Regions from separate parts of the Homo sapiens genome. Here region 2 is linked to region 1. A link is a contact called in ENCODE Hi-C or POLR2A ChIA-PET data. All regions are on one chromosome and are shown on one strand. Each heading gives the region's core, a stretch centred on a gene start or an enhancer-like site at or near the end of the contact. The rest is flanking DNA. Distances are from core to core; before and after follow the strand shown.

Evidence for each region. Hi-C counts contacts between places; a loop is a spot of excess contacts on that map. ChIA-PET counts read pairs that join two places held with the same protein, here RNA polymerase II (POLR2A). Pooled maps may share reads with other maps.
Region 2: a loop to region 1 is called in a map of endothelial cell of hepatic sinusoid, with 2.9 times the contacts of the local background. The contact joins the promoter of FASLG here to the enhancer-like site in region 1. A Hi-C loop is called at or near these places in 2 of 168 maps with a recorded cell type or tissue (PC-3 and endothelial cell of hepatic sinusoid) and 7 of 50 pooled maps. POLR2A ChIA-PET finds 5 or more read pairs at or near these places in 1 of 52 experiments (A673).

Annotation. Positions count from the first base shown.
Region 1 is chr1:172,587,098-172,591,592 of GRCh38, reverse strand. SUCO (SUN domain containing ossification factor) reads right to left here. Exons shown (of 24, transcript NM_014283.5): 18 at 1,667-2,833; 19 at 522-609. Among named protein-coding and RNA genes, the nearest start is that of SUCO, 56 kb to the right of the region's middle. Within about 2 kb of position 2,697, at least 6 of the 41 ENCODE cell types and tissues checked have a DNase peak (open chromatin) inside an H3K27ac peak, as active enhancers do; they include PC-3, where a contact is called at or near this core.
Region 2 is chr1:172,657,434-172,662,109 of GRCh38, reverse strand. It overlaps FASLG (Fas ligand), which reads right to left and starts at 3,007. Exons shown (of 4, transcript NM_000639.3): 1 at 2,561-3,007; 2 at 1,970-2,015. The coding sequence starts at 2,908.

The sequences.
Region 1 (4,495 bases), core at 1,448-3,947:
GGGACATGGATGAAGCTGGAAACCATCATTCTGAGCAAACTATCACAAGGACAGAAAACCAAACACTGCACATTCTCACTCATAGGTGGGAATTGAACAATGAGAATACTTGGACACAGGGTGGGGAACATCACACACCAGGGCCTGTTGTGGGGTGGGGGGAGGGGGGAGGGATAGCATTAGGAGATATACCTAATATAAATGACGAGTTAATGGGTACAGCAGCAGCACACCAACATGGCACTTGTATACATATGTAACAAACTTGCACGTTGTACACATGTACCCTAGAACTTAAAAGTATAATTAAAAAAAAAATTAAACAAATCTTTCTCTACAGAAGATAATGATGCTAATAGCTATGTAACTTTCCAAACATGACATCACATTAATATAACAGGCTTAAACACCAGCTAGCAGGGGGAAAAAGTGAAACTACAATACTTACTGTTTACCAGTGAGACCCTACAGAATTCAGTGGAAATTTATATAAAAAGTAAATAAGGGATGTAGAAACCAACCTGCTCCTCTGCTATTCTTGAAGTATTCTGAAGTTTCACGATTGTTTTATTGAAAGCCTTTTGCATTTCTTCCATTTGTTTTCGGTACCTATGAAGTAAGAATTGGTCTAAATCAGCTTTAATTTCTTACTTATTCCACTTAGTAATGGAAACATACTTCTGATTTTGATATATGAGACAAATCTATTTTTCTGAAAGTGACTCTTATTCAGGCCTATGCAATACAATTCTATTTATCTTCTGCTATGTAAAATTTAGTAATTTCTGTGGTTCCCTTGGGATGCAGATGGAGGTAGGGAAAAGTAAGAGCAGGTATGGGGTAGCTAAGTGGGCATGTTACACATGAACACACACACACACATGATTAGCCAATTAATTCTATGTATGGATTAGAAAAATTTCCTACTTCAGATATAAGACTGCCTTGGTGACACCTTATTAGTGGCATTTCAATTTAAGAGATGTAAGAAAAGGTGGTGTTTCAGGAACTCTGGACACTTGTGCCTAGATGTTTGCAAAACGTTGGTAGAGAAGCCCTAAGGACAGACAATGGACACACAGAGGATAAAAAAAAGAGTAAATAGGTTTAAAAAGCCAGGCCTGGTGTCTTAATGAATTGGCACTGTCTCTGGCACTTAAAAGCAGAAATTATTACAACTAGAACTAGGATGCCGAGACCTGTTTAAAAGAGAGCAAACTGCAAATGTGCCCAATCATCCAGTTCAGTCCATCTCTGTCTTCACTTATCTAAACTCTTAAGTGATATCTGGTCAAATTCCACTAAAAGCTTTAAGGTCTATATACTATCATTTTTTTCCATGAGCCCTCTGGGAATCAAGCAGAAAAAGTGGCTAAAGTTAAGCAACCGAAAAAAGGTGAAAGTGAGTATAGATAATTCAAACTTGTTGCCAGCCTAATAAAAGTGTTTTGTCACTGGAAAGTACTTTTAAAATTAAAAACAAAAAATCAATTCATTAAGGCACTGATCAGCATTCAAGTAGCTTTCTTTCTCTCTCTTGCTAAAATTGCGCTTACCTCTATTATATCATGAGATAATTAAATCCTCTCCTGTAATCACAGGTCATACTCTATGCTGCTTAACTCACTGTGTGAAGCTGACTGTGCTAATTCATAATAAAGCTTACCTTTGGCTAAGCTCCTCCAGATAGCGACCACTGAGAGACATGTTAACTTCTAAGGCTTTAATACGATTATTAAGTCTCATAAATACTGACTCCTTTTGGTTTGATCCATGTACAAGATTTCCATTAGCATATCCTAGATCTGTAGAATTTTGCAATTCAGCATAAAAATCTGTAGCTGTCCTCTGTAACCCTCTCAAAAGGGCATCTTCTGGAGACTGTTCTTCTTCTTTTACTTCAGGTAATGAAGAAGAATCCACAACAGAAATCAAAGTTTGCTTTGCTGTGTCAGCTATATTCATTTTGGCTTCCCCATCTTCATTGTCGGGTACAGTGGCTGTATTTATTGGTGGCACTATTGTTTCAGACAGCTTTGTGAAAATTTGCATGGAGTTCACATCTTCTTTTATAATATTATCCATTAACTCATTAACTTTATTTGTTTCATAGGTAATAGATGGTTTCTCTATAGAACTAAAGCTCTCAGACTTTTGTTCTGTTTCATTATCGATCTCAACAGAACTCTCTTGGGGAATCACTGGTGATGGTATATGTCCTGCCTCATATTCAACAGACTCAGATACTTCTATTTTAGGCAAGGGATTGATTTCTGGGGTAATATCTAAAAGAAGAGACTGAGAAAGAGTTTGAGAATGGCTTGGTTCAAGTTCAACTGCATCTACAGTGTGATTCACCAAGTCATCCTGGTGCATACTACTACTTAAATCACCCAGAACAACAGTTTCAGCTTCCCTTTCTATATTCGTATTTTCCAATTCTCCACTCAGAGGTTGCAATACTGAAACATCTACTGATTCCGCAGGAAGTAGTAAGGGTGGTTGAGCTAACACAAGATAATCTTTTCCTTTACTCAAAGCAGTTCGGCTGCGCTGCCGATAAAGAGCAACTCTAACTGAACACCATTTATATATGTATTCTGAAAAACTAGAAATACAACAAATTGTGGTCAGTTCACTGCAAAATATTTGTGTCTCTGACTCAAACCAGGGTGATGATTCATCTTCCTGTTCACCGCTGCCCAGAAGGGTCACTGTAGATGGACTTGCCTCCTCTTCCTCCTCTTGAACTAACTGTACAATGGGACTCTCTTTTGGAGTATCTGGTGTTGACGGCTCCATGTCATGTGTGTGTACTTCAGTGGTTACATACCTAGAAATACATATATCATAATTATAAATCACTTACTTAGAAGTCTAAAGTTGAAATATGTTAAAGAAAAATAAATGTATCCATACAGAAGATAAAAGGTTGGAAATATAGAAGAAATTTGTTTTTGGATAAATGTTTCACCTACAAAACACTTTTATTATAAAAACAAATACTGCTCAGAAATGATAAGAGAAATACTATTTATCAAGTGACTAGCCAGATGACTCAAACCACCATATTTACCATATCAAACTTGCTTTCTTTTAATCTGTTTAAGAATTGTTTCTAAGTGAATACTTCCATTCACTGAATGTAGTGTTCCTTTCCTCTCATAAATATTCACTGAATCTTTACAAGCTTCACTATCCCTTACACATCAGAAATTAAGCCAACTAAGAGCTAGCTTAATAAACTAGCTTAAATAAGGTCCAGAGCTAAAACTAGAATCTAGGATTCTTAATATTTATGAGTGCACTTTGTACTTGAATACCCTATTTTCAAAAGGCAGCTAGGTTGGTCTCAAACATAATTTTTCTAAGAATGATTTGAGGAACTCCAATACAGCATTAAACACACAACGCACACACACACCTACACACATAGGATTATCTACTTTAAGGACAAGAAACATATCTCCCTTCCTAAAATAATTTTGCTATCATCTAGGCTAATCTTCTAAGCCAAATACCTAACCACTTTAATAACAATTCTGGCTTATGATATGCTAACAGTGCTGCTATTAAACTACTAGTGCCACTATTAATATTCTATCCCATTTTGAGGCTGTGGAGTATGTATGTGGCATACAGGAGAGTGGGGGGATGAAGCTTATGGGGACAGTGTTATAAATTATAATGCTTGTGATTCCTTCCAAGATAAAGATAGTTAATTACTGGGTGTAGCCTTATACATAAAAAGTCCAATATGAAAAAATATGGTAATTTCAATACCAAAAATAATTATGCTCAAACACACATTTTCCCATTCTGAAAAATTACTAAGCATGCCAGGAAATGTCTTCAAATAAAGACTAATGTCACAATAGCAAAGACAGAAGAAAGTAATAAAATAGTATCTATGATGTAGACTTTCATTTTGGTAGTAAAACAGTAAATGGACCAAATTAAAACATAATTAGACTACACTTCGGTAAATAAAAAGATATTTATAGCCATATATATTTAGTCTCTAATAATATTTCTTACATATTCAGGTAATATATTGCTTTTCTACCAAATAATTTATGACAGTAAAAACAAGTAATGTCTGAAGAAGGGGAGAGAGAAAAATTATATTGAATTTGGTAAAAAATACTGAATACAGATGTTATATCCCATCATACACACTGTAATCAGAAATATACTTTAAAAGTTTTTTCTCAAATTCACATGGCAAAACCTACTAAAACCTAGGAAAAGAAAATAAGTTGGCTTTCCGTAACTTTAACAGTGACATCCTATCATGGATTCCTTCATTTTCACATATTTGCTTCAAAAGATTACTTCAAAAGCATTAAAAAGAATTTAAGACAAACATGAAGAAATACTGAATAAGAAATTATGCAAAAATATCTATTAAAAAACTAATATGGAAAAATAAAAACTGCTACGTTAGCCTGTGACTACAGCTTTCAACAAATATTCCTACTTGTGCACATATGTG
Region 2 (4,676 bases), core at 1,758-4,257, 70 kb before region 1:
TTTAGTTGCTGCTTATTATGTGCTTGTCTGAATACACCATAATGTATATAACTAATCTCGTATGAGGCATTCAAGTTTCTTCTGAATTATTTATTATAAATAGGCTCATAAGGAAGTAATGAACATCCTTATATATAAATCTTCGGGCACATCTCTGATTATTTTCTTAAGATAAATTCTTAGCGATAGGATTACAACGTAAACTACTAGTTACAAGCTTTTGCTATGTATTTCTAAAGCGCTCTTCAAAAAAAGTTATAGCAATTTACATGTATACTGGCTGAAACTAATGTTTGCACAGGCACTTTTCTCTCAAATCTTTGTCAGTCTGGGTTTTTTTTTAATCTTTATTAATTTGATGAAAATTGGTATTCCCTATTTTTAATTTGCATCTCTTTTCTTATTAGTAAAGTTACTGATTTGATTTCCATGTGATGATTTACCAATTTCTGGTTTATTTGGGTTGATCTAGAGAACATAATTGCTTACTGGGGTAGATGGATCTGACTCACCTGATCATTTGACTTTTAATCACTAAATTGACTCCAGAGAGTGGGTGAAAGATGAATAATTAGATACCTATCAGACCAGGCACATTCCACAGATTTTCAAAATGATCTTATTTCAGACGTCCTCCAGAGGCTTTACTTTTCTATCAAATATTTCCACTCTGCTTGTGTACATATGGACTTTCTAACATTTAAGGATTAGGACACAGAAGCAGGGGCCAGAGCATCCCAACAGTGGCTCATATAAGAACTTAACAGTCTAGGATAGTAGACAGGCGACTGGGTCATGTGCAGTAGCCACATCCGGAGAAACTGGAACTTGCTTCACTTAATAGATGGCCAGTGCTGCCTTCTTCTTTATTCTGAGTTTCTAAGGATGAGATCTACCTATAGTCTTTGCAGAGGTATCCTGCTTTTCATCTATTTCTTATTCCATGCTCACTACAGAGAGACAGGAGTTTCCCTCCTTCATGAGGCACCAGTCCAGTACTGGAAAGCCCTGTAGGTGACAAGGCATCAAGAGCCTGTGTTCCTTCTAGCCCCAATGGCATACCAGTGGTCTTGGGCATATTCACCTAATCCATCTGGTATTTTGTTTCTCTTCCAAAAAATGAAATGGCTGGACTAGATATATTCTAAGCTTCCTTCCACCTCTAAAAATTCAATGAATCTCATTGTAAATCTAAATCTAAAATTTCAATGAATCTTAGACTAGTGAAGCACACTGTAAAATCTATCTGTACAGAGCTTGCACAACTATGCCCTGAAATTTCATGAGATCAGTGTTCAACCTATCATCTTCTTGCCCTAGCTCCCATACAAAGGATTTTCCTTTGTGATCAAGGGTACCTCATGACTGCCTCTGTGGGTGAAGCTGAACATCCTTTGAATGATGGCTGAAGTCTTCCCTTAAGCTTCTCAGTGACTTCAAGAAAAACCATTCTAATGTGGGGAATTGATTATCCATGTTTTAAAAGCTTACATCCTATAAAACATATTGTAAATAAAGCTTCAATGTAATCTCTTTAGGGCATTTAAAAGAGGAAAGGACGTTTCTCAGAAACATCTGTCTCTGCCTTCATTTCGCCTTCTCTTCCCAGGAGTTACAGCCACTGGCGTGTGTGCCAGGACCAGGATGTCTGTGGAAGGGGACAGGCCTGGAGCCACTTCTCAGGGGGCAAAGGTCCAGGGTTGTATATGTGTGTCTCTTTCCAAAGTCAAGTGGAAGTGATTTTGAATTGTGTGCAGTGCTCAGCTATATTGATTGTGAGCAATTCAATTCACTTCACATTTTTAAAGCAGCTCAAGGAATCATAGACCAGAGATTCTGAATTAGCCAGAATTCCTCTTATAGTGTACAGAAACCAAAGTGTGGGACAGAATTTAAGGCATTCCATTAACATAGTTCTGTGCTGAGGATCATCTTTGGGAACTCAATGTACATGCGAAAAAAGACTCACCTATTTGCTTCTCCAAAGATGATGCTGTGTGCATCTGGCTGGTAGACTAGTAAAACAGAAAGAGAAAAGATGTATAATAAAAATAAAATTCTTTAAGCAAAAGAGGCAGAATCGTCAAATAAACCAAGCCCTGGAAAGAGAATCCAAATACCTCAGAAGTTCTGCTAACTTGGGCTTTGGCCAAGCAATTTTGCCTCACTGTCCCTCAGTTTTGTGATTTGGAATCGTACCAATTTTCAAGATTTAGTTTGGTCATCTGAACAAATTTACTTCCAAGCAAAACTTAAAAGTTTTGTTTGTTTGTTTTTTACTCCTTAAATCAATAGGTATGAGGCAGTAAGTGGTTCAACAGACTGAGTTGACAACTGAGGAAAGACAAACTGTTGGGCTCTGATTCTTTACAAAGTAAAAAATATTCCCTTCACCCCTATGAGCCTCCATTTCTCTGTCTATAGAATAGAATAACTAGAACAACCCATTTCTAAGAAAAAAAAAAAAAGGATTGAAAAGCACTTTGCAAGCCAGGCAGTGGGCCCTCCATCCCCTTATGCCTGGTGCCTCCAGGGCACAGCAGTCTGCCGGCAGGCTTACCTCTCGGAGTTCTGCCAGCTCCTTCTGTAGGTGGAAGAGCTGAAACATCCCCAGGCCCAATCCTACCAAGGCAACCAGAACCATGAAAAACATCACAAGGAGACACAGGCCTGTGCTGTGGTTCCCTCTCTTCTTCAGGGGTGGCAGCGGTAGTGGAGGCAGTGGTGGCGGCGGCGGCGGAGGTGGTAGTGGTGGCGGTGGCGGTGGTGGTGGTGGCCTCCTTTGACCAGGCCTTCTGGGCACAGAGGTTGGACAGGGAAGAACTGTGCCTGGAGGGGCCCAGGGAGAGCTGGCACTGCTGTCCACCCAGTAGATCTGGGGATATGGGTAATTGAAGGGCTGCTGCATGGCAGCTGGTGAGTCAGGCCAGCCCCAGCAAACGGTTTTACTTCTTCTCAGTCCTGTAGAGGCTGAGGTGTCAAGGACGGGACCCTGTTGCTGACTGCTCAAGAGGAGGCAAGCTGGATCTCTCTTATAGAGTTTCCATAGCTAAGGGAAACACCTCTGTCTTTCTCTTTCTCTATCTCTCTCTCTCTGATTCTGCTTCTCAAAGAAACACCCACTCACTTTGCAGCTGAAGCTGAGAAGCCTCAAGAAGCTCAGAGCAAACCCCTGGAAGTTTCCGCCCACAATTTTCTGATAACAGCCTTCAAGGCCTCAGTTGCTGTCGCTGTGCTACCCAAACAGGTTAGTAGGCTATGCTCACCTTCCTGGGATCCTGCAGAGCAGGTCAGCATGGGGGTATAGCCCTGTTAGTGTGAACTGCTCCCAGCTACAGGAGAATGGTCAGTGGGGCTATAATTTTATGAATTATAATTGCATGCTTTTTTATACATTATAATTGTATAATTTTAAGAATTCTACCATATACACAACCAAAAAACTATTTAAAAATCCCAAAATAACTCTAACAAAAATTGTTCAGAACCGTATTTTTTAAACTATAAAAATTTTACTGAAAATGGCTCTGAGGGGAGAGACCATGGAGTCATGGCCAGAGAAGTCACTCCCACATTTTAGTTTTTGCAGGAGGAAAACATCTGTTGCCATCATCTCTTCCCCACACACAACTACCATTTACCCTGACCTGCCGATCACCATAATTTACAGGTTAAAAACCTGCTACACCCACTTTAGAAATTAGATCAGAGGCTGCAAACCAGTGGAACCCACAGAGCTGCTTTGTATTTCGCAATGTTTTCATTTTCATTGTTTGCCCAGTTTATTTATTTACTTATTTATTTAAATAGAGACAGAGTCTCACTCTGTCACCCAGGCTGGAGTGCAGTGGTGCTATCGTAGTTAACTGCAGCCTCAAACTCCTGGGCTCAAGCAATCCTCTTGCCTTGGCCTCCTGAGTAGCTGGGATTATAGGCATAAGTCACTACACCTGACTAATTTATTCTTTTTTTTTTTTGTACAGATGGGGACTTGCTATGTTGCCCAGGCTTGTCTCAAACTCCTAGCTTCAAGACATCCTCCTGCCTCAGTTTCCCAAAGTGCTGGAATTACAGGCATGAGCCACTGCACTGAGCCCAACTGACCACTTTTAATATCAACATTAAAAATATTTTAAAATATATATATTAAATACACATTAAAATACATATTTCTATTCTGTTTTGAAATATCAGAATATCAGACACCCTCGAGGCCATCTCTGCAAACCCAATCAGTGGGAAGTATGTAGCAGCTGCCCCTGAGAATGAGAGACAGGAGTTCTGGGTCACCCAGCCTCCACCACTGGCCTGTGTCTCACACACCACCTCACTATCTGAAAGGCCTGCCTGGTCCCTGCCAACATTTCTGTGTGCTGCCCCTGTTATGGTTGCCAGATGAAATACATGGTGCCCAGTTAAATTTGAATTTCAGATAAATAATACATTATTTTTAGGACAAGTAGGTCTTAAACATGTCCAAACATGGAATATACTAAACAATTATTCATCATATATCTGACATTCAAATCTAACTCTGTGTCCTATTTCTTTGTTTTGCTTTTTTTTTTTTTTTTTTTTTTTTGGTAGTTGTTGTTGTTGTTTAAAGCTGGCCTCTCTACTTGGGCTCATCTCACCATTTCCTCTGGCCTCACATACCATTTATATGCCAATAACTT